2 separate regions of the Homo sapiens genome follow, and region 1 is linked to region 2. Evidence: chromatin loops called from intact Hi-C (ENCODE). Cell type or tissue: heart left ventricle. All regions are shown on one strand. Links, peaks and the distances in the headings refer to the core of each region. The heading gives the core; the rest is flanking DNA. Region 1 has its middle 45 kb from the start of LINC01734. Region 2 holds the start of LOC105372618 (a long non-coding RNA gene).

Region 1 (12,053 bases), core at 4,228-9,227, 1.2 Mb after region 2:
AATTTTACCCAGGTCTGACTGGCCTTATAGTCTAAGCTCTATACTCATAGGAACCTCCCAAATGAAAGGATTCAGGGAGAAGTTGGCATAATGCTCTAGAATATTGTTAAGTAGCAGAGGGACATGGTCCTTGCTGGGCAATAAAAAGATAAGTTTGGCAGGCAGCATGTTTTGGATGAATGGCATAGAAGCTGCCAATGGGAGGAAGCCCTCAGTGGGGCAAGTGTGTGAGCCAGGGAGGGGTTCAGTCCACAGGAGAGGAAAGGACACGGTGGGGAAATTCTGGAACTTACCGATCAGATTTTTAGAAGAAAATAGGGACAAGAAAGAAACACATTAATTTTCGAGTCTGGGTGAAACTTTTTAGCAGAAAGAGTGAGGCAGGAAGCTACTGCTAGTGAGAAGGAAGATATTGGGTTTAGTTGGAGGCAGGTCAGATTTTAGATACTCGCCGGGACTACATTTGAAAATGTCTCTAGGCAACTGATTATGCTGGAGGGTAGCTCCATAGAGCTCTCAGTTCCAAAGGGTCCTTCTTAGAAGCAAGAATTGGAATTTGGGAGCTATGTGCAGAGACGAAAGGGACAGCTTAGGTGAACAAGACAGATGGGAGAGATCAAAGAACATAGAAGAGCACCCTTGGGACATGTCAATAAAAGAGAAGAGAAGATGGAGACAGAGAGTGGGGAAGAGGCAGAAGAGTGGCATCTCACAGCAAGAGAGGTCATAGGACCCAGGGAAGATGGTACCCAGGTTCACCTGATTTTGGGAGCCAGAAAATAGTTACGACATCAAAGAAGAAAATTTCTGGAGAAGGGCAAGGATGTGAGATATGGACCAAATGTTAGAGATCACTGAGAAACATGAAAGTAAATACAAGACACTCAGAATTGTCTGACTTAGAAAGTACACATTTCTAACTTCACTACACCTAGCTAGAGCCCCATCCACGAACTGCCTAAGAACTTCCTTCTCCTGGAAGTTCTACTTCTTCATCTTTTAGTATCCGTCTTCTTTACATTTCTCAACTCTATTGCCAGTCTACAAAAGAGAACTTGAGCTGGGGCTTTATCCAACTTTGGGCCAGAAAAGATGAGAGTTGATGCACTGTTGGTATGGAGACAACAGAAATAAGTGTGAACCTCCAAGGGTGTTGGATGGAGGCACTTAGTCCAGCTGCCCTTCAGGCTTCCTCCAGGGAGAGTGATGAGTTTTAGTGACCTCCCATGCTGTGTGGGTATACGGGGTGTATATGGGGTGAGGGGTAGGAGATAGGGAACGAGAACCCAGACCATTGTCTGGGGCTGTAGGATAGCTAGTCCCTCCAGAGTGACCTGCCACAATTGTGGTACCTGGGACATAGACAGGGCCAACAAAGCAGGTCTAGGGGCCCCTGGAGCTGGACTTGGGTGGGCTCCCTCTCCCTCTACTTTGTCCAAAACTTGTGGTAGCAAATGTTGGAGTGGAGAACTGGTTCAGAGACAGGGAGAGACTTAACTTTGCTATAAAAAGTTCCCAGTCTGGGGGACAAAAGGGGAACAGAGGAGGAGACTCAAGTACCCCCTACCTACAAGAAGTCACCTTCTGGGAGAGAGAAGAATGTAGAAGAGGACAGGGTCCCATTAAAGCCCCAGGAACAATTAAGGCAGTGTTCCATGAAACCAACAGAAGACAAAACCTAGGACACCTGCCAAGGAGAAGGGAGGAGCCACTGGCCACCAAGAACAGGTGTGTAAGGGAGACAGCAAGTGCTCTCAGTGGAGAGCGGTGCTCCTGCAGGCCAAAATCTAGAGGTGGTGAAGTCCAAGGTAGCCTATGTTGGGAGGATGGGAATGAGGCCAGCTGGCCTTGGGAGAGTGGTCTGAGAGGGTCCCCAGGGAGAGAGGGAGGAAAGGAGAAGGAAGTAAAAGGCTAACTGTGTGGCACTGACTGGGGCAGGCTGAGGGCAACAGCCTTCTCTTCCTCCTCAGCCATACTCGGTGGTTGGTTTGACTTTTGCATCAAAATCCAGCTGATTTGTCTGTGGCAGGAGGACAGTGCTCTAGAGGAACCCGCACATTTAGGGGCTGTCAATCATTTGCTTTATTTTCTCCTGTGGTGGCTCAGGGTGGGACATCTCCTCCAGCCCATGGCATGCTGTCTTCATGACTTGACTCTGATTATCCTCTTTCTCCCCAGGCTTTGGCCTTCACCACCTGTTTTATGTAAGTGACTGCTGAGGCCTGAGGCCTGGCAAGGGTCCACACAGTAGGGGGACTCACCATGGTTGCTAGCTCAGCATTCCAGGAGCCACCCCCCACCGTCAGAGGACAGGTATGGTCGGCTCTTCCCCTGTCAAATGCACCCAGGCCTATCATACACTTTGCCTGGGCCTTGCATATGTGGGTGAAGGGTAAATGAGATGAAAACCCAGCCTACGCACCCCTCACCGGCAGCGCTGCATCCTCGCAGAAGAAAAGGCACCTTTGTCTAATCGGTCGAAGGTGCCAGGCGGACTCACTGCAGCCCTGGCTCCTCCCCTTCCCAAGCCCGAGCAGGAAGAAAGAATTTGTCAGGGCACCCCACTCCCCAGAGGTTCCCCAGCTGGGTCCTCCTCTCTTCCCTCTGTGCTCCCACAGGCTTAGCTGGTCCTTGTCAGAGGACAGCTGCGTTTTGGTCTCTTGGAGCAATGCTTCTCCCACCTTAGCGTGCCTCAGAGTGATATGGGGAACTTGCGAAAACACACATTCCTGGGGCCCAACCCCAGAATGTCTGATTCAATGGGCCTTAGGGTAGGCCCATTTGCTTTTTTTAACATGTTCCCAGATGATACCGATGGTGCTGGTCCAGGGATCCCAGGTAGAGAACGCTATCTTAGTTACACTCCCTGGCACAGCGAGAGGTTGAATCCTCCTCAGGCGCAGCCTCAGGGCTCTGCGCAGACTCAGTGTTCAATCAACACATATCGATTTTACCAAATGGAAGCAGTGAAGGGTGGATTGTTGATTGACTCTGGGATCCCATGAACAACTGGCTCCTTTACGTCCAGGCCTATTAAGTTAATAGGAAACTCAAGGGCGCAGGCAGCGTAGATGTGGAGGGGAGGCAAGGCTTGACATCTACAGCACTGAACTCCAGAGAATCTCCTTTCAAACTGCCAGAAATCATAAACATGATAATAGCAGCAACCACTTATTAATCCCCTGCCCTGTGCCAGGCCCTGTGCTGAGCTCTTCTTTGTGCAACCAACACAACAGGGCTACCAAGTCGGGACTGTGTGAATCCCTATTTTACACATAAAGACTCCAACAGACAAGCAGATCTCAACCCAATGCCTCATGAAGCACCAGGCATCAGGCCATATTCATTTGTCTTCAGAGCCTGCAAGCTTCATCATCACACTGAGCACACTGAGCCCTCTCCAGAGAGACAGAGAAACTTGGAGGTCGGAAGTAGCTACGCTTTAGAGAATGGCAGTATCTGCCTAGGAAGAGAATTGAGTCAGTGGAATAAACAGTCTGATTCCTAAACTGTGGTGTAGCACTGACCAGGTGCATGAACTTGGGCCTCCTTCAGCACCTTTGCCCTCTGAACTGTGAAATGGGAATAATAATTCCTAACTGTTGGGATGTTGTTGGATTAAATGAGAACATAAACCGAAATGCCTGATACAGTACCTGACCCTTAGGAGTGGTCCAATAAGGACCCCCTTAAAGCAGGCTCCTTTCTCTTCCTGTAAATATTTTGGAGTGACAACTCAGAGCCAAATTTAGCAATTTTTCCTGACAACCTTGGGGCTGGGGAGGAGGAGAGGATGGAGAGGCAGATACGGCAACCTACCATGCTGCAGGGCAAACAAGTTGCTGCAGTCCAAACAAGTCCTAGATCAGCAGAAGCAGGCAAGAACCTGGCTTTATAAGAACTCACAGGCCCCACAATCACATGCCAAATCCACTCAGAGGACCCAGTGTCAGGAACCGTGTCAGTGGAAAGGGGTGGGGTGGCTGTCCCTGAAATCCCTATTCAGGGAGTGGCCATGTCTCCTTTGCACACCCAAGGACAGAAGCTGTACCTAGAAGAGGCCACACTAAGCTCAGCAACTCAATTTGCTAAGGACCTCACCCTCCAGAATCCTGTAGCCTGGGTCTCCTTAGACCACCCAGAGGAAAAGGACTTGGGAGGCCCCATGTAGCCTAACAGGCAAGCCAACACAGTAGAGGCTGGTGGGAGACGCTGCTAGGTCTAGAATCACAGTCTAGCACTCACTAGCAATAACCTTCACTTCTGTGAAGGAACAGCAAAAATGGTACCTAACTTCAAGATTGCTGTAGGATGCACATTGAGCCTTTAGCAGAAGTGCTTATCACAGAGCAAGCTCTTATAAAATTAGCTCCTATTATCCTTGTTATCCTTGTTGTTATTGTTGTGTCCACACCTGTGAGGACATAGATAAGATTAAAAAATAACTGAGTCTTAGTTTTCTCACTTATACAATGAATATGTTAATAGAACATATCCCCATAACATTGTCACAACATTTAAATAATGTATGTCAAGCACCTAGCACACAGTAAGCACTCAATAAATGTTAAACATGATTTCTAGCTGGAGGCACAGATGACACCACAGTTAGGATGATCAGCTGTTCTGATTTGCCAGGGACTTTCCAGTTTTAGCCCTGAAAAGTTCCATGTCCTGGAAACCCCTCAGTCCCAGGCAAACCAGAACAGTTGGTCACCCTGCAACAGCCCAGCTGGCTGGGGCCTTCCCTGCTCCCCCAGGCAGTGCAGGGAACATTTCTGGCCCACATCAACTTGCCCCTGGAAGCTAAGCCAGGCACTGGGCTGCCCTCAGGGTATACGTGGCCCCAGGATTCCAGAGCCAGTGTTCTCAGGACGAAGTGTTCCAGCAAGGCTCAGAGAAGCTCAGAGACAGAATCCACGCCCACATCCAGGATCCTGGAATGAGAGCTCCTCGACAGGACGCAGACAGGCAGAGCCCAGGGAAAATGGAAATTGTCTCTGAGGGTCCTGCTGGACTCAGAGAAGGGAGAGAACCGTGTTCCCCCACGATGAATAATGCAGGGAGAGGAAGCAAGGGGCAGAGTAGTTGCCATTGGGCCCCCAGTTCCTCACCAGCCAGGCTGCTGCTGAGCAGGAAGCCTCCCGGCTGAGCCTGGGAAGCAGTTATCACTGGTGGGTGATTAAGTTACTAATCCTTCAGAGAGAAGACATTTAGAGGCCCATATTAAAGCAGTGCGAAGCAAAATCACATTCCGTTTCAATTTAGTTTAGCAATTCCCATGATTTAGTTAAATGAAAAGCAATTGTTCCAATTAATAGTATTGAATGTTATTCATCAAAAGTGTCAAAACAGCTCTGTGGCTGCATTAGTAACCCATTCTCTTGTCAGAGATATGGATAATTCCCCAGGACAGAATGGGGAAATGGTAGGGTTCGGGGGTTTTGGTGAAAGGTCAAAGTCAGAGGGAGTATTTACATGCACATGTGTAGGCTCATGTACATGCAACCTGTGTGCATGGATAGGTGCATATGTGAGCACATGTATCTTATATGCATACAGATCCAAACTGTACCCAAGTGTATATATTTGTATGAAGTTAAAGTGCATATGCCAATGTGCCTGAGTAGCTGTGCACAGGTGTGTGTGTGTGTGTGTGCACCTGTGTGTTCCTGGTGCACATATACAAGTATGTATATGTGCACATGTATGTATATGTGCAAATATGTGTAAGTGCCTTGTGTGCCTATACGTACATGTGTGCATATGTGAATTTATGTCCATGCACATGCACGTATTTAGATAGTTATACATTCGGGTATGGTGGTATGTGTACACAAATTATCCTGAAGACATGTTGCTATCCAAGGGGATGCAATGTGAGCATACACAGGTATGCATATTTTGGGGTGCCTTCATACATATTGTAAATATATCTGTATGTATCAGGGCAAGAGGTGTAGGGAGTTTGCTGCCTCGATGGATTAAGAGCTGAGCCATCAATTTCCATCCTTATGTCATAGTGAGTGATTTGGCTTGTCACTGGGACATTGCCATTCAAATTTAGCTCTTATGATCCAGAAACTTTTTCTGTCATGTGAACTGCTGCATTCTCAGGACCCAAAAGAGAGCCTGGCACAGAGGAAGTTTCAATGACATATACTGATAGAATAGATTAATGGATGGATGGAAAATAGATGGATTGATAAATGGATGAATGGGGAAGGATGGGCAGATGGATGGAAAAGGATGGAGGGATACATGGCAGGGTAGATAAATGAGTAGCTGGGTAGGTGGGTGGCTGGGTGGGTGAGTTGATGGAAGGATGGATGGATGAGGGGCTAGATGGATGGAGGGGATGGATGGATGGGAGAATGGCTGAATAGAATAAATGGTTTGCCATAGGTCACTGGGTCTATCAGGCCTCCCAGTAGTGGGTGCATCCCAGTCTTTTTCCCTCAGGGTAAATCCTAAGCTTCTCTGGCTTTCAGACAGCTCAGCTGAACCTCAGACAGCTTCATCCGGGGCAGGCAGCAGGCTCAGAGGGCTCACAAGCTGCCAGAATCAACCAAGGCAAAATACTGCAGAGTCAAGAGCAGGAAGGGCAGGGACTGCTTTGGAGTAGCTGACAAATCTCAGCTTTGCTAGGCTAACAGGAAGCTGGCCTGGCCAGGCAGGCCCAGGAGGATACAAACCAAAAAGGCCCCTTCAGGGGCTTGTATACCCCAAGCCAGGGTTCCTGCATCTGGCTTTTGTGCTGGGGCTGCAGCTGCCAGCTCCTGACCCTATCCCCAGGCCTGTCCTTCTCTGTCACTGTTCTTCCTGCTCCTTGCATCTTCCACAGCAGGGGGAAGCCACGTGCCCATCCCCATCCAGACGCAGATGCGGCTCATCACAGTTCCATCACCCCAGACTAGGATGATACAGGGAATCTACGGATAGCTTCCCATCACTGCTGTCCTTGCTTCCCAGACTCCCCTGGGTGTTGGTTCTCTCTGGAGCTGACCAGACCCTGGAGGGGGCCCCAAGACCCCAAGCGGGTCAGTTTTTGTGGCTGTCAGTCCTCCCACCATCCTTTTGAGCATTGACAGGGTTTTGCCTGGCCCACCTGCTGTCGGGGCCTGCCCCCTAGTGGCTGACTCTGCCCCATACACTGCCCTACCCCAGGGCACCAGCTCTGAGCCTGGTGGCCCCCTCAGCCAGCCTCAGCCAAGAAAGGAGCGCTGAGTCTTTGCAAAAGCTCCACCATGGCCCCATTTCTCCCTTTTCAGCCATGGACACGGTGGGGCCAGATCTCTCCACACGCACACAGTACTGGCTTCCCTGAGTCTGCATTGCCCCCAGTCTGTCTGCAAGTGTCCATCCATCCGGATGGTGATTAAGCACGAACAGGAAGAGTTAGGATGTGATCCCTGAACCCAGGAGGCTCATAAAGACAATAGCTGGGACAATAGCAAGAGGCACTGGGCGTCCTGTCTATTTTGGGGAGGCCCCAAGCATGGCTGGCCAAAACCAAGGGCATCCTGAGGCTCATTAATCTGTGTGGGAGTTATGAAGACAGGATAGAGGGTCCAGGAGGCCTTCCGCCAGTCGTTTCCTCCCAGCCCACCGGCTCTGCTCCATACTCCACACGCGGAGCCCCTGGCCCCAGCCTCCAGAGACCCAGCCTTGCCAGCTCTCTGCGGTAGACCCAGCTCCCTTCCTCTCCTTTCAAAGACTTGTACTGAGAGATTAGAGGCCCTGGCCTTTCTGGGATCCACTCTTTGTTTTCTCCCTGAGGGAGGCAAAGGAAGAAGTAAAACACTATCAGCCTCATCCAGGCTGAGGCAATGGAGAAACTGCCTTGAAATATCCTTCTGGTGCTCTGTTCCCACGGCCTGGCCTCCTTGGAGCCCAGGAGTAGCAAAAGGTTAATTGCTAGGGTGTTGGGCCCAAGCAGTCGGCTGGAGGAGCCAGAAAGCCAACTGTTAAATATGCAGTTGTTACATATGCCTCTCTCCTTTCCCTTCTCCCTCTATCCTTCTCTCCCAATCACTAAACGGTTGCTAGCTTGAAATCAGACATGATGTAAGCAAATGCCTCTCTCTCTTCCCTTCTCCCTCTATCCTTCTCTCCCAATTGCTAAACAGTTGCTAGCTTGAAATCAGACATAGTGTAAGTATTTACACCACAGAAACTGGCAAACACTGTAAAACAAACCAGTACCATCAAGGCAGTCGTGAAGCCCCACTTTCCTGGTCCCAGGATGAAAGTCAGACACCCAATTGACTTGGTTGGAAACCATCACTTGTGACAGTTTTAGGGCCACAGAGGCTGGAGTACACACCAGCATATTGTTCCCAGCACCCTAACCTTATTCCACCTGCCCTTGCAGTCTCTGACCCTGGATGGTACTAGGACATGAGATCAGTCTGAAGAGTCAGGAGACCTGGATTCTACCGCAGATGCTGCCCCTGTCACTTTACCTCACTGATTCTTTATTTTTCAACAGGAAAATGGAGCAGTAATAACCCACTGTAGGACTCAAACTTCATTGGGTTGTTGTGAGAATTGAATAGACTATTGCACGTGAAGCACTTAGCACATTGAGAGTATTGTGGGACCTGGTTGATAGTAACTATTCGATAAAAGTCAGCTGTTGTCACCATTATTGTTATTAACATTACTTTCCTCATGAGTGTTTTAAGGCTAAAATAAAATAATAGCTATAAAAACATCTGCATGATTTTTTGTCTTTAAAATGTTTCCAGTAATGTAAACCAAAAGTGGCCTGGATGTCTCCTTCAACTTTTCCTATGCCCAGGTTCATCTAAGCACAATGCTTGGCCAATGAATGGCAGGTGACCAACCATACAGCTTAGACATTTTAGGAACTATGACATTTCTAACACGATAAAGGAGTCCTGGTCCTTTGCTTGTTCACCTAGGGTATATATCTTATTGTAAATTGTTGCGAACCTAATTTTTGGAGCTGAGGTGTGGTATCTACTCAAATCCTCAGAGAAACGATGGCTTTACCAGCACCTTCTCTGGAGTCATGTCAAAAGCGAACCACAAGGTCAGAAAAGCTGAGTCATGTTTTCCCCAGGAAAGACCACCTCTGACCCTTGGGTGAATGGAGCATCTCATCATTGCTCTTCAACCATGCAGAAACACCTCATGCAAGTTCAGAGGCACCAAAGACTATCACCAGCTCTGTCCTTGTCTCATATCTGCTCCAGCAGACCCTGTGTTTGGGGGACCCAGCAGGGTAGAGGGTGGTGAGCTAAGGAGAAGAGATTAAATAATGCAAGAGATTCTCCTGGGTTCAAACCCATGTTTGTGCAGCCGTGAGCAAATGCTTTCATTTCGTTGAGCCTCAGTTTTCTTATCTGTAATATAAGGATAATTATTCTGACCTCAAAATGCTATAGAGTAAGTCCATGTGGCAATGTAGATGAGAAATCCTGGTACACAATTACTACTCAGAAGCTGCTTGTTTTCAGTCTACCTTATCACTATGCAGAGTTTTTTGTGTAAGGGCCCAAAAATAATGGTACTAGCTACAGTTATTTACTGCTTATTGCCCCAGCAGAGGCCTGGTCCCAAGGCGGCAAAAGTTCACCTCTCAGCTACTCATTTAGGCCTATTGCTGTGGTACACATAGGACCTTTATTTTAGGGATCATTCATAAATCCAGCTTTCCAGCAGGGTAACAGATAGGTAACATTAGCTAACAGTAGCTGATCCACACAAGAACAAGATGCTTTGAACAAGAAGACGAAGACTCCAAAACCTCAAATCTTTGGACAAGACCAAAATCATAAAAAGCTTTACATCATCAGTACTTGAGGAGAAAGAGACCAATTGAAGCCCCAATTCCTCCCAGATTTATGTATCTGTTTGAACATGTGTGCATGTAGGCCTGTGACCTGTGTGTATACACATGTATGTGCATGGGCACAGTTATAAATGCAAGTTTGCACCTGTGGCTTCTTATGAAAGTACATGTTCTGTGTACTTCCTGGGCATGTGTATATACAAGGGAACAGGTACATGTACATGTGTGTACACATGCATGTGCATTTTTATGTGTAGACCTGAGTGTTTGTGTATCTGTGCTGGTGCATGCAAGTGTGGGGTTACATTTACAAATGAGTGAAATGGTAGCTGCGTGTTCCTATGTGTGCCTCTCTGGCTGCAGACAATGTACAGATGGCTGCAGGCGAATGAATGTGTCAGTGTGTACATATGCACGTGGGTGCATTTTTAAGAACAGATAGTACAAATAAACAGCATAAACAAGATGGTTGGGAGGAGGTGGGGTTTTAAATACTTAGGAAGACAAACAACCCCATAAGGACTTTGGAAGCACTCATTATGTACAAATAATGTATATGCTAATTACAAATTACTCTTTTCTGCTCATTAAAGCAGAACTGCTGCACTTTATTAGTTCAGTTCTGGTTACTCTACACACTTGAAAGTAATAAAAATGACTCTGGGGTCAGGAAGACACATGCATAGGGCAAAGGGAGCCACTCAGGCAATGTGAATGGTCACTCAGGCCAGGGGCCAGGGCATTGAGGACTCCTCCCTGTCCCTCCCACTGCCATGTTCAGTCGGTCACCAAATTCAGTCAAACCTACCTCCTTTCCTTCATCTCCAGTAACACTGAGCTGATTCAGGCCCCATACCTCTTCCCTGACACCTCCTGGACAGCTGCACACACTGCCTCCCACTAGTCTCCCTAGCTTAAGTCTCCCCGCTTCCAGTTTATCCCCCAAGATGCTACTGGCAAATCCACTCACTTAAAATCGCCCTCTGCTTTCCCATCACCACTGGATAAAGCTCCAACCCCATAGCTTGTCCAACCATGACCCGGCTCCTAAACACCTCTGTGGCCTCATCTCCCTGCACTTCACAACCGACAACATTCAGTGACTCCCAGACAGTTTCCTGAGTCCCTCCTTCCTGTGGTTGAGACTTCTGGGTCTGGGCACACATTTTTCCCCAATCCCTAAAGTCCTCTCTTTACTATTCCTGCTCCACTGGCTGGATTGCAAGGTGGGCTCCTATTTCATATGGCAAAACTCTGCTCTGGGAAACCATCCCCTAGTGTGTCTACCATATCACTAATTCCTCCACTTGCCTTACTCTGTCCTTTGCATCCAAGCATTTTGTTTCCTTATTGCCTATCTTCCTCCCCCACTAGACTGCAAGCAGGGGTCTTGCTTTATTGACTGCTAATTGCATGCCCAGCACCTACAACAGTTGCTAGCATACAACAGACATTCAACAAATATGTGCTGAATGAAAAATTAATTAAAATCTGTATTATACTGCTCTTCATATCATCACTGTAACTGTTATAATCTGCTTCACCCCTTGCAATTAGGGTTTTAAAATTATTACTAAACACTGGCTTGAGCTCCCCTGCACCTCTTCACCCTAGGACCTCGGCTCTTGGATAACTCCCAGTTCTTCTGTTAGTCATCCCTGCGCTTTCCACAGGCCTGAGCAGCTAGAACTCAGGTGCGCCACCTAGAGGCTGCAAGGTAAAACAACTCAGAAACAGAAGGCACCAGAAGCAGGCTTTTCTGTGGGATGCAGGGAGCAGTCACTGGGGTTATTTCCATCTGAGGATGAGTCAGAAGAGGTTCCCAGTCTCAGCTCAGGTGATATGTGCAGCACTAGTTTTTGTCACACATTCTAAGTCCTGATCACAAGTGCAGGCTCCTCCCACCTCAACCCTTCCTACTGTGTTCTCCCTTTGTGTGCCCCTCCTGCTCAGCAGACTTCTGCCCTACCCATTTAATTCAATCAAAGTAGTCCTCATAACCTGGAAAGTCAAAAATTTTGTTCCTTCTCTGATGCTCTATTTCTCGTATGAAACACAATTAAACACAAATTAAAACAATGATGTACCACTTCTCACTCTTCATATTTAAGTATTTGTGAGTTGCGGTGAAAATGTAAGAAAATGAAAATTCTGATAACTCTTGATGGAAGTATAAATTGATGAAAACCGTTGTAAAAAAAATGGCAAAATCTGGTAAAGATACACTGTGAGC
Region 2 (12,053 bases), core at 4,615-9,614:
CCCACTGCACCGGGGCACCTTCTAGGGGCAGGACAGCATCACATCATTGGAACATTTGTTCTGACCTCTTTCCAGCTTCTGGGCAGCTGACACTCTGGCTTGTAGCTACCTCCGAGGGTCAGTGCTTAACAAGGGTTGAATCAACATTCATACACACCCGCACGGAGGCTTCTAATTTGAGTAAGTTTGCTGTTTCCAAGGACAGATTGTCCCTGCCTTTGGGAGGCTGCTCTGGTTGTGGTGTTTCTTGCCTTTCAATTATTGAGTGCTCTCAGGTATATCTCCCTCAAAGTCTTCTCACTCTTGAAGAGGCATGCTACATTTGTGAACTGATCCCTGCCAGGAAATCTCACAGCAGTCTCAGAAGGTGTCTGGTCAACCTAGGAAATGGGCACATAGCTCATCCTATTCAGCACCTCTGCTGTAGAAGGGAAAACTATGGAAGCCAGGCATTTTCCTCCTAAAGGGAACTAGTTATATAGGCTTGCATGTAGAGAAAGAAGAGAAAGTGGACTGAGTCGACCACATGGAACAAAATTTAAATGCTGTGTCATTTCTTTCAAGCAGATCTGCTGAGGCCAAGTGGAGCCATAATACCTTCCTGTTCACCCAAGGTATCTGATAAGATATTAGCATTGGGTGATAGTATACTGCTTTCTGCATCTAATAGAATTGTGACATCTCATCTGGTTTACCTCCTTGCTTTTGCTAATAAGAAGCTCATAACTTAAATTTATACTCAATTGTTATAACTCTTCTCAAAAAGAAGTTATTGGAATACTTCTATTCCCCTTCCGCATACGGGCTCTTGTGTTTTGTTTAGGATAGGTCAAAAATTTGTTCATTTTATGTGAACTCATTTATCATAAGTCACCTGGCATTCAGAGTCTAATAAAATAAATTTTATAAGTACATTTTGTGACTAGTATGTGCCAAGTACCATACAGTTTAATTTCATTCACTACCCATTTGTTGTTTGCTTGTTTATTTCTCAAATATTTGTTGAGCACCTTGCATATGCCAAGGTGCCTGTCTTAGATTGCTTGCGTTGCTATAAAGGAATACCTGAGGCTGAGTAATTTATGAAGAAAGCAGATTTATTTGGCTCATAGTTCTACATGCTGTACCAGGAGCCTGGTATCGGCATCTACTTCTGGTGAGGGCTTCAGGGAGCTTCCACTCATGGTGGAAGGTGAAAAGGAGCAGGTGTTACGTGGTGAGAGAGGAGAGAGAGGTGCCTGGCTCTTTCAAAAATCAGTTCTCATGAACACTCATAGAGCAAGAACTCACTCATAATCTCCAGGAAGGCACCAAGCTCTTCATGAGGGATCCGAGGCCATGACCCAGACACCTCCCACCAGGCCCTGCCTCCAACACTGGGAATCATATTGCAACATGAGATTTGGAGGGGACAAATATCCATACTGTATCAGTGTCATTTTTGGTACTGGGGACACTCTGGTGGGCTAGTCAGGCAAGGTCCCTACTGTCCTGGGGCTCACCATATAGAGGCGAAGTCAGACATTAAACAAAAAGTACACATGTGTAAACACACAATCCACACATGCACTCCACATGCACTCCACACACTACATACACCACACGCACACACTCACATACACACACTCACATAATGGGCCAGCTAGTGTTACGTGCTATGAGAAAAAATTAATAGAGTAAGAAGTAAGAGGATGTCTGGGTGGTGGGGCAGGGAGGCGAGACCCTGCTGTTTTGCATGGGTTACCAGGGGAACCCTCTTGGTTGAGCTGACCTGTGAGCAGAGACCCAACCAAGCAAATTACAGTCATGTGATAACCGGGGAAATGCAGGCAGTTCCTATGAGCTTTACAACAATCGGGGGGGGCATTAATGGAATCAATGGCTTTTAAAAAATTAATTTTCTTAATAGAGAGGGAGTCTGAGGCTCAGAGATTTAAAATACTTTGAAGCTGAATCAGGCTTCTATCCCAGGCCCTATGTCGTTTCCCTCAGAGTGCAGCACGAAGATGTGTGTGAAGGGTTTGGGGTCAGACCCACCTAACTTTGCATTTCACTTCCTCCATCTCACCAGCTCAAGGCACCAGAGCGAACTTGAGCAAGTTGTAACCTCTCTGTGTTTACTAATCTTGTTTACTAATCTGTAAAATGGGGATAAAAATAGTCCCTACCTCACTGGATTGTCATGAGGATGAAATGGTTGGCTTAGTATGTGGCCAGAGGTTGGGGCCCATTGATGTAAGCCATTATTCTTATACATGTTGTCTGTCTTCCTTCGAAGGAGACAGGCTGCAGACTTCCAAGTCACTCTGGCTTATATGTAATGCCCTGCTCTCCTTCGTCTCTTTCACAGGCTCGAGGAGACTTTTCCTGCCGCAGCACAGGCTGTTCTTGCATGCTGAGACAAGCAGCCTCAGGGTGCAGGGTGGAATTGCTACACCATCTCCCTTGGGTGTCTGTTATCAGGGATTGATGGCAGACCCAGCCTAGAGCATTTGGAGGTGGTCTGAGTGGGGTATGGGGTGAGGGAGTTTCCCAAAGAGCCAAAGAGTGACTTGCCCTTCCTGAAAACTGTGCCATAGAAAACCTAAGTTTTGCCTTCCATCCGACAGCAACTTCCTTTAAAAGCATCAAGGAAGGGAAACACACAGAGGAGGCGGAGCCAGTTGGAGCTACAGCTTAGGCCCTGAACTGGGATGCTGGTCCCCTGGGATCCTGTCTGGATTTACAGAGGCTGTTTTTTTGATCAAAATAGAGGCCTTAATGGCTTCCTGTTTAGACGTTATTGCTTTACCATGAGACCCATGGGAGATAGTGTAGCAATTCTACCCTGCACCCTGAGGTGGAAGAGATGAGGACACCAGAGTATTACCTTCTGAGGGTTGGCTGCATCCTGCCCTGCCTAGTGCTTCTCTGACAACCACAGCTACTCTCTCCAGGCTCTTCCCTCCCCTTTAAACTGAGGGGAGGTAATGGCTCCTCTGTGTTGCCAGCCCCCGGATGCTGCACCAACTCTTCTGGGTCTCCTTAACCCTGCTCACACCCTTGTAAATGCTCCCTATAATAAACTCTCCTCGGTTATCCCCGTTCAGGGCACCATCTGTTTCCTTCCAGGACGAGCACTCATATAAGTCGACAATGCATCTGCATTCTAGAAAATAATTCAGTGTTCCAGACAAGAATATTGTTGATTTTTGAAGAAATTTCCCATACCTACACTAAAGGAACACCAAATTTATTACTGTATCAGTGAGGTGAGTTAACATAAAACAATAAGTTGACTACTAAGAAATGTAAATGGCTAATAAACTGAAAAATCAGCTCAACTGTAATGAAATAAGTCACAAATAAATAAAAAAAGAGTTCTAATTTTTACCTTCTCAAACCCTGTTGTGGAGATGCTAAGTGGGTTCCTTAGGGAAATGCATCAAGAGCCTTAAACATTTTTATTCTTATGAGTCAAACAACTCTTTTGTGAAGTGTTCACTTAGGGAAGTACTCAGAGATGTAAAGATCTATGGACAAAGATGTACATCTCAGGGTTGTTCAATAGTGACGAATTGGGAACAATGTACATGTGCTACAGAGGAAGGTTGGCTTAAGAAACCATGCTCCATGTAGAAGTAAAGTGGTTAAGCACATAGTCTCTGGCATCAAACCATCTGGTTACACATTGTGCCATGGTGTGTGTCATCTAACCCTCGCCATGGAAGCTGTGCTTGGCAGGAGACACCTAGGAAGTGCTCAATGAACATGAAATTTATAGATAAAAAGTTATTTTCTAGGAAGGCCCCTCTACAGCCATTAGGTGGATGCTTCTGAAGCATATTTAATGATATGTAAAATTATTTGTGGCATAACATAAAATAAGGATAAATAAAAGAATAATTTAGAATTTAGATATAGAATAATCCTCATTATTTCAGCATGAAGGTATGCTAAAATGATATGAGCCTTTAGATCTAGATGGTATGATTACTGTTGATTTTGATTTTCTTTAGTTTTCAAATTATTTAAGATTGATTATTAACCTACTCCTTTTCCTCTTTCTCTCTCTTACTATGGAGACACAGATGACACCATAATAAGACAAAACGAAGTGGTCTACAATCCCATTTCCCAGATATCTTTTTGACACATACACATGCACACACACACACACACACACAATTTAAAACAGCTCAAAAACAAAATCCAAAATCTTCCTTCTCACCTACAATCTTCCCAGATGAAACCATTGGTAATAAATCCTTTGATTCATTGCAGAAGAAAGGATGTGCACATACCAGCAGATCCAAGTTCTTTTCAAATAAGCTTGTATTGATTTTATAATCAGAAAATTGTAGCATGTACACATTTAAAATGTGGGCATTTTTATTGTCAATCTCTTGAGGAACAGGCTTGGGTCAAATGGCCTGTCCTTGTCCCATTGGGGGAGGATCAGGAGCATAGGCACTACCTGTGGGGGAAGGGGGACAGAATCGGTTTTGTGGTCATTGGCCTGGGATGGGGAGGGGCTCTAAAATGCACACCTCTTGTTGGTCCTTGGTTTCCTCATCATTGGAATGGGACAGATCTTGAACACTGCACACCTTACTTACTTTGGGACAATAACCAGCATTAAGACACTAATGTTGATCCCCGAGATCAAGTATTGCTGGTCTCTGCTGGGCCTCCAGGAGCATTGCTACGAGCCATGTTTCTATGTCCTTGAAAACATCCGTCTTCAGTTTTTCCAAGGACCTCAACTCTCTTGATTTATCCAGTTCCCCAAACCCCCACCATCTGGATCCAGCTTCCGCACCCTTCCTCGGAACCAAACTGAGCACATTTTGTTTTCTTTTGCTCTTCCCTGTCTTCTCTAGTTCTACCCTAACTTCCCTAGAATTTAGGTCATTGATTGCACAAAAAAACAAAACAAAAAAAAGACAAAAAAAAAAAAAACCCAAAAAAAACAGGGAACCATGGGGTTGAACACTCATATTGGGCAATGCATATAAGGTTCATAAAATTAACTGGAAGCTGTCTCTTGATGCAGTTCCCTACTCATTGAACTCATGTGACTTGAATAAATCACTAAGACTCTTGATGTTCTGTTTTGTTCTTTGTGCAAAAAGAGAACACTCTATTGTCTTTGGTTCACAGTGGTCAACTCTAGAGAGTCTTCCATCTCCTGAGTACAGGGGAGAGGCATAATGGGCAGTCCACAGCAGCACTGAATCCAGGAGTCCCTGACTCATGGGAAGGGTTGAGGAATTTCTCAGGACCTGGGGTTAAATGGCAGCAGCAGTCTGTCCCATGGCCTCATTTTGGACGCAATGCCAAGCTTTCATCCACAAACTCACAAGTTCATGCTTTTATTTAGAGTGTGGGCATAGCACGGATTCAGGGTCAGAAAGGTCGAGTTGGATCTTTCTTGCTCTTTATTTACCTGCTAAATGACCTTATAAAGGTCCTCATGTTGTCAAGTCTCAGTGTATTCTTCTGTTACATGGGTCTAATCTTCCTTTCTTCTTTAGACAGCTGTTGTGACAGTAAAGTGAGACCCTTGTAGCAAAAGCACTTTTCGGACTCCATGATGTTAGGAAACTGCAAAACACCTTCTTCTGAGTCCAGAGACTGGAAAATGAACTCTTGTGTGGTGAGAATGAAAAGATCCCTTTCTTTTATTTATTTAGCACACATGAAACATGTATATGTATTCATTATACGCCAGGGACTCTTCTAAGTACTTGACAAATATTCACATATTTACATTCTCCTAATCACACGATGATAAATATACAACTGTTGTCCCTGTTTTCCAGATGAGAAAACTGTGGCACAGAAAAGTTAAGTAACTTGCCTAAAGCCACATAGCTAGTAAGTAGCAGAGCCAGGATTCAAACCTAGGCGCTATGGCTATAGAGCCCATGCTCTTCACCATTACATCATGTTAACTTCTTTGCTTGGGATGTTTGGTAGAGCAAAGATAACTTGAGAAGTACAACAGACTGATAGTGAATCTTAGTCCTGCCATTTAGCTGTGTGGCCTTGGGAAGGTTAATTAAATTCTCTGAGCCCTTACTCCCTTATCTATCAAACGAGAATACAAATGTCCATATCAGACAAGTTTTGCAAAGGTTAAATTGAGGCACATTGTCTGGCACAGGCACAATGAGGTGCACAGGTAATGTGAGTTGGATTTGTAGGCAGGGCCTTACCTGAACTCGGCCTTAGCCATTTACTTGATTATGGTTGATTCGGACTTTTCCATGCTCTGCCCACCAGCCTGCTGGGTAACCACATACTTCAGAGTGTGAAGGACCCTGCCCATACCAACTCTAACACTCTCAGGGTGTCTGCCTTGCAGATTGGGGTAGGGAAGCTCTTGTTCACATGCCTGGGCTTGTCTAACAATTACAATTTTTCAGGCCCAGGGTGTCAGCTCCCAGGCTCCTGTTTCCTTTGGGCTCCAAAGAGCAAACAGGGCCCTGCACTTCTCTGTCCACCTCCCCTTCCAAAAACTTACTGGTTAATTTTAGGGTTGGGGAGAGGCTCTGACGAGGGCCTGCCCACGTGGGGTTAAGGTTACCAGTGGCCTCTGCCTCTGGTCAGGCTCGCTGGGAACAGCCGCAGTCACTTCCCGAAGCTCAGTGGGGGCAGGAGCTCGGCCAGGGCAGTGGGCAGTGGTTGGGCACAACATTTCCAAGATGTTGGGAGCCCTGCCTCAGCAGACCAGACCCACAGCCCACATTTTTGCAAAAGAGACACTGTCTTTTATCAGGCATAGCCTGATGCAGTTATATTTTTCATATCATTTTAACTCTAGAAATGGCCCAGCATTTACTACTGCAAAAACTTAATCATGTCTGCCTTACCTGAGGCCCCTTTAAAAGATAAATGCTGACAGATTATCTCAATAATAAGGAAGAAGTCTAGTCACAGTTCTTTACTCTCCATTAAAGGTCTCGCAAACCACGTATTGATTTTTTTAAAGAAAAGAAATTGGAAGAAGCATGTACCAATTAAGAATAAAACTAACAATTTATTACCCTTAGATCTTTAAGGCAAATAGGGAGTAGAAAAACACTTGCTTTTTTTCCTTCCCTCTATTGAGACATAATAATTAGGTAACTATGTAAATAACCTTGTATTAAAACCTGAGACAGCCTGCGGTTACTCAGGCTTCTGTACTGGATCATAAAGATCAGTTACTGCTCCTGGGTTCTCTGAGTTTTGCAAAGCTTTTCTCCCTTTTCTGAAGGGCTCTTAGAAAAATTGTTTCCTTCCCTTTTCTTTTGCTTTGAGCAGGCTGATCATAAGCTCATCTTCTTACTTGTTTGTAAGTTTACTGAATGAGCTCTTGGAGTTTCTTGTTTGTTTCTGTATTCCACAAGCTTTGATTGAGCACAAACTATGTGTTTGTGTTGCTCTTTATATTAGATGATGAACACTGTTACAGAGAAACATTGAGCAGGCAAAGAGGACATTGAGAATTTCCAGGACGGTAACACTAAGATGACGACAAATTTTTCATTGAAGTAGAAACTAAAAACAAGGAAAATATTTTAGAACTGATCTGTCATGTACATGTCTGGCCAGGCCACCCCATCTTTTTTGTGTGTGCAATGATTCTCTGCCGGATAAATATTTGTTAAATATGTAAATAAATGTCTCCCTCCATCTGAAAAGTAAGCACCACCAGGGTAGGCATTTTATGTTTTTTACTGATGTATCCCACACGCTGAGAACTATACCTGACACATATCAGGCCCTCCATTAATATATGTTGAATAAACAAAGAGTTGTCCTCAGTTCATGGATTTGTCTGGCATTCAAAAAGTTTTTTCTAATACCTACTTTAAGTCAGGAATTGGCCTAGGTGCTAGGAACACAAACACGATTGGCCTGGGGCTGCCTTTTTTGATCTTTCAGACAAGGGGAGGAGAGTGAGTTGATCAAGCTAACATAATACTATGTTGTTAAGTGTTAAGCTAGGAGGATGTTGAGATACTCTCTTGCAGAATATGGTAGGATACTTCAGCAAAACCTGTGGAGTGAAAGAATCGTGCTTAGGTAAAAAAAGGATTGAGATGGAGTGAGCAATTGAGTTCCAGGAACTAGAAGAGGAGGTCTAATGATTGAAAGTGACAGAAAACAAGGAGCCAGAGAAATGGAGGCTGCTGCTAGGCCTCGGGTGAGAAGCAGGGAGTGGTGAGATGAGGCTGGAAGAACAAGCAGAGGCCGAATTGTGCAGAGCCTCACATGGGGTTCAGATTTAATTTAAAGACAGCATGAAGCCATTGATGGGTTGCCAGGGGACCAGGGAGGTCAAATTTCTGTTTTGGAAAAATCCCTCTGGTTTCTAGGTATAGGATGGATTTAAAGGAGAGAGCCCAGGCCAAGAGGCAGCTAAGAGCTTCTCCTACAACCCAGGGGAGATGTGGTGGAGACCTGGATGAGAGTGGACAGGCTGTGGGCTGGAAGAACCAGAGAGATTTATGAGAGAAAGACTAACGGGTTGGGGGTTAGAGAGAGGTCAGAGTAGTGGGCGACTCTGAGGTTTCTGGTTTGGTCAACTGGGAAGATAGTTTGAAATAGTTCAGGTGCAGTGTGGGAGAGAAAATTGACATGGAGTCCATATGTATGTCTTGGGAGACCGAGAGGTTTATGGCTCCACTGAAATAATTCTTCAGTTTACTCTGAAGACACATGAGTGAGAAGGAGGAAAAAATGCAATTTAAAAAGTTGTGTTGACATGAATGCACATCCACACCAGATATCTGGAGACAAAGGGCATGGATGGATTGATGTCCTGCATTGTGCAAACTGGTGTCTACTTTGTTCAAATTCAAGAATTTTATCCAAATTTCTATATTACCCTGGAAGAATAATTTAAAACACAGTTGGACCAGGTGCAGTGGCACACGTCTGTAATTCCAGCACTTTGGGATTGCGAGGTGGAAGAATTGCTTGAGCCCAGCAGTTCAAGAGCAGCCTGGGCAACCCCAGGCTTTTGATAGTGAGACCCCATCTCTCTCTCAAAAAACATAAAACTCTCTATATCCATAAGTTTCACATCTGTGGATTCAACCAACTGTGGATCAAAAATATTGAAAACAAATTTAAAAAAGGATGGTTGCATCTGTACTAAACATGTGTAGACATTTTTCCTTCTTATTATTCTCCAAACAATACAGTATAACAACTATTTAGATAGCATTTACCTTGTATTAGGTATAAGTAATCTAGAGAGGATTTAAAGTATATGGGAAGATGTGCATAGGTTCTATGCAAATACTATACCATTTTATATTAGAGACTTGAGCATCTGCAGATTTTGGTTTCCACAGGGTGTTCTGGAACCAATCCCCTGAGGATACTGAGGGACAACTGTATTGTCTTGGATGGTCTCTGATGCTGTAGTATCAGTCCTCTTTCCGTGGCTGAGAGTGGGGTGGGTGAGAAAGGAATTGGGCTTACTGTATTTTTCAGCACACTGAACCTTTCCTTGCTTTTTGAATCATTTCCTTTTACTCTAATAATTTTGGAAGTATAATATTATGAAGTACAATATCAATATTGCACAAGGAATAACCCCACACTTAGAATTCATTCATTCATCCATCCATCTATCTGACCACTCACCAGTAATCTTTCCTTCCTTCCTTCCTTCCTTCCTTCCTTCCTTCCTTCCTTCCTTCCTTCCTTCCTTCCTTCCTTCCTTCTCTCCTTCCTTCCTTCCTTCATCCTTTCTTCCTTCCTTCCTTCCTTCCTTCCTTCCTTCCTTCCTTCCTTCCTTCCTTCCTTCCTTCCTTCCTTCCTTCCTTCTTCCCTCCCTATCTCTCTCCCTCCCTTTTTTTTTGACAGTCTTGCTCTGTCACCCAGGCTGGAGTGCAGTGGCATGATCTTGGCTCATTGCAACCTCTGCCTCCTGGGTTCAAAGGATTTTCATGCCTCAGCCTCCCAAGTAGCTAGGATTACAGGCACCCACCACCACACCCAGCTAATTTTTGAATTTCAGAGAGATGAGGTTTCACCATGTTGGCCAGGTTGGTCTTGAACTCCTGGCCTCAAGTGATCCATCTACCTTGGCCTTCCAAAGCGCTGAGATTACAGGCATGAGCCACTGCTCCTTGCCCGAGTTTTTGATCTGTAGCTTTGAAGACTTGGCTCCAGAACTTCCCTTTGCATCCCTGCAATGTCTGGTCCATGCCTGTTTATTCCTTCCTTCTACTCCTCATCCTATGTCCCTGTTGCTCTGAACCCAGAAAACTTGGAGGCCCAACATTCCCAAAGTGCAGAGAGGGCTGCCACAGCTCCCTTGACCCACAAGATCATCGAGCTGATGCAGCAGGAGTTTATTTCACTTGACTTCAATTTAACTGTCCTGAGCCCCTTCTTTATATTGCCAAGAGATTTCCTAACAGATATGTAACCCGGCGATTCAGGCAATTATTCACGTATTCCCCCACATCATTAGTTTTATGGAACACTGCCAGGGGGCATATTTTTCTTCCCTAGGACTCCTGAGAATAAAGGAAATAGAACTCTTACCATGAAGTCATATTAAGGAGTTTATTTCTCAGAAAATACCCCATAGCACTTTTATAAAATCTTGTGCAGATAGACTGCATTTAGGAAAAGTATTATTTTTACCTCACCTGCTGCCATGAGAATTGCTGTCCAGGCCTCCTGCCTTCCAGGACATGGCTTTTTAAAAAATTCTGGGGTATCTACTGACCACAAAGGGGTGCCCATTGTTAGTGTAAGGAAGACATGGTTTAGGCTGGATCTTGTTGGGCTTGGCTAGGGTGATATAATTTAATCATCCAAACCAGGATGTACTTTTGGACAGAAGGGTGCTATTATTAATTATATTGGCATAACAGGTATAAATTAGGGCCATCCAGGCCCATTGGGACATATGATTACCCTAGACTTTGTGCTCTACTCCTCCCACTTATTGAAACTTTTCTCCATCGGCTTGATCGATAAAGTAAAAACCCAAAGCATTCAGCCAAACTGGGCAAAATATTAGCATTATAACCTAGAGTGATAGTTTTCTTTACTGACCTGGAGAACCAGGGATGATGGGGTGTATCAGCTAGCTCTTGTTACAATAATGCTGCACAAGGAATCACACCAAAACCCAGTGTCCTGAAGCAGCGTTTATTCTCACTTATCTACCTGCAGGTCAGTTGACATAGGCTGGACTTGAATCCATGCTACAGGTTGGGTCCAATTCTGCCTCACACATCTCTCCTTCTCCACAGATCAGTGGGCCAGTTTATGCGGGCTCTTCCCATGGAAATGGCAGAAGCAGAGCAGAAGCTTGTGAGTGGAGACATGTGATGTCTTCTAATACCCAGGCTTGAATCCAGCACACAGTTCACATAGTTACTTCTACCCACATTACTTTGGCCAAAGCAAATCCTATGAACAAACTCATGTCTCCACTCATAAGCTTCTGCTCTCCTACCATTTCCATGGGAAGAGCCTGCATGGAACTGGCCCACTGATCTGTGGAGACGGAGAGATGTGTGAGGCAGAGGTGGACCCAACCTGTAGCATGGATTAAAGCCCAGACTATGTCAACTGACCTGCAGGTAAATATACCCCTCCTTTGGTGGGGAGTATGCCAAAGGCACAGGCAGAAGATAAAGGTACAGGAAGACATAAAGAATAGGAACAATAATACAATCTATTACAGGGAACATTCGGCAAAAGGGGGTTTGCTTTTTCTCTCCCCAGGCCTCTAGTACTAGGATGGCTGAGTTTCTTCAACCTGTTGCATGCGAAGAAAGTGAAGCAAAGAGAACACAGGCCCTTTTGGTCTGCAAAAGGCAGGTAGCTGCCCTCATGACCTGACCACATAGAGGATGCCAAAAAGTGGGCTCCCTCTGAGAATAGCAATGTCCAAAAGAATAGAGGACAGAGAGATTGAGAGGAAACCTCATGATTCAGAATGGCAACTCTGCCCTGGCAAATATGGTGCAGTGAATGGAAAACTCTTTTCACTCACCAGTCAGACCAATCATTTCTCCTCTCACAGAATGGAAGGAGTGAGGGAA

Evidence for each region. Hi-C counts contacts between places; a loop is a spot of excess contacts. Peaks named below come from ENCODE experiments on the same cell type or tissue, not always from the same donor. Only the 100,000 strongest peaks of a DNase experiment are listed, where the experiment ranks them.
Region 1: a loop joins it to region 2, with 9 times the contacts of the local background. A loop is called at or near these places in 2 of 110 quality-filtered maps.

The regions. Positions count from the first base shown.
Region 1 is chr20:39,264,207-39,276,259 of GRCh38, reverse strand. No RefSeq gene overlaps it. Among named protein-coding and RNA genes, the nearest start is that of LINC01734, 45 kb to the right of the region's middle. RefSeq lists an enhancer at 6,380-6,880. In heart left ventricle, for the core only: CTCF peaks have their summits at 6,924 and 7,124 (motif pointing left); DNase peaks (open chromatin) are centred at 7,149 and 7,629; H3K27ac peaks cover 2,053 bases.
Region 2 is chr20:40,457,905-40,469,957 of GRCh38, reverse strand. LOC105372618 (a long non-coding RNA gene) reads left to right here and starts at 2,219. Exons shown (of 3, transcript XR_936718.3): 1 at 2,219-3,251; 2 at 5,517-5,638; 3 at 11,734-12,053. In heart left ventricle, for the core only: no CTCF peak of the experiment used is centred there; a DNase peak (open chromatin) is centred at 6,592.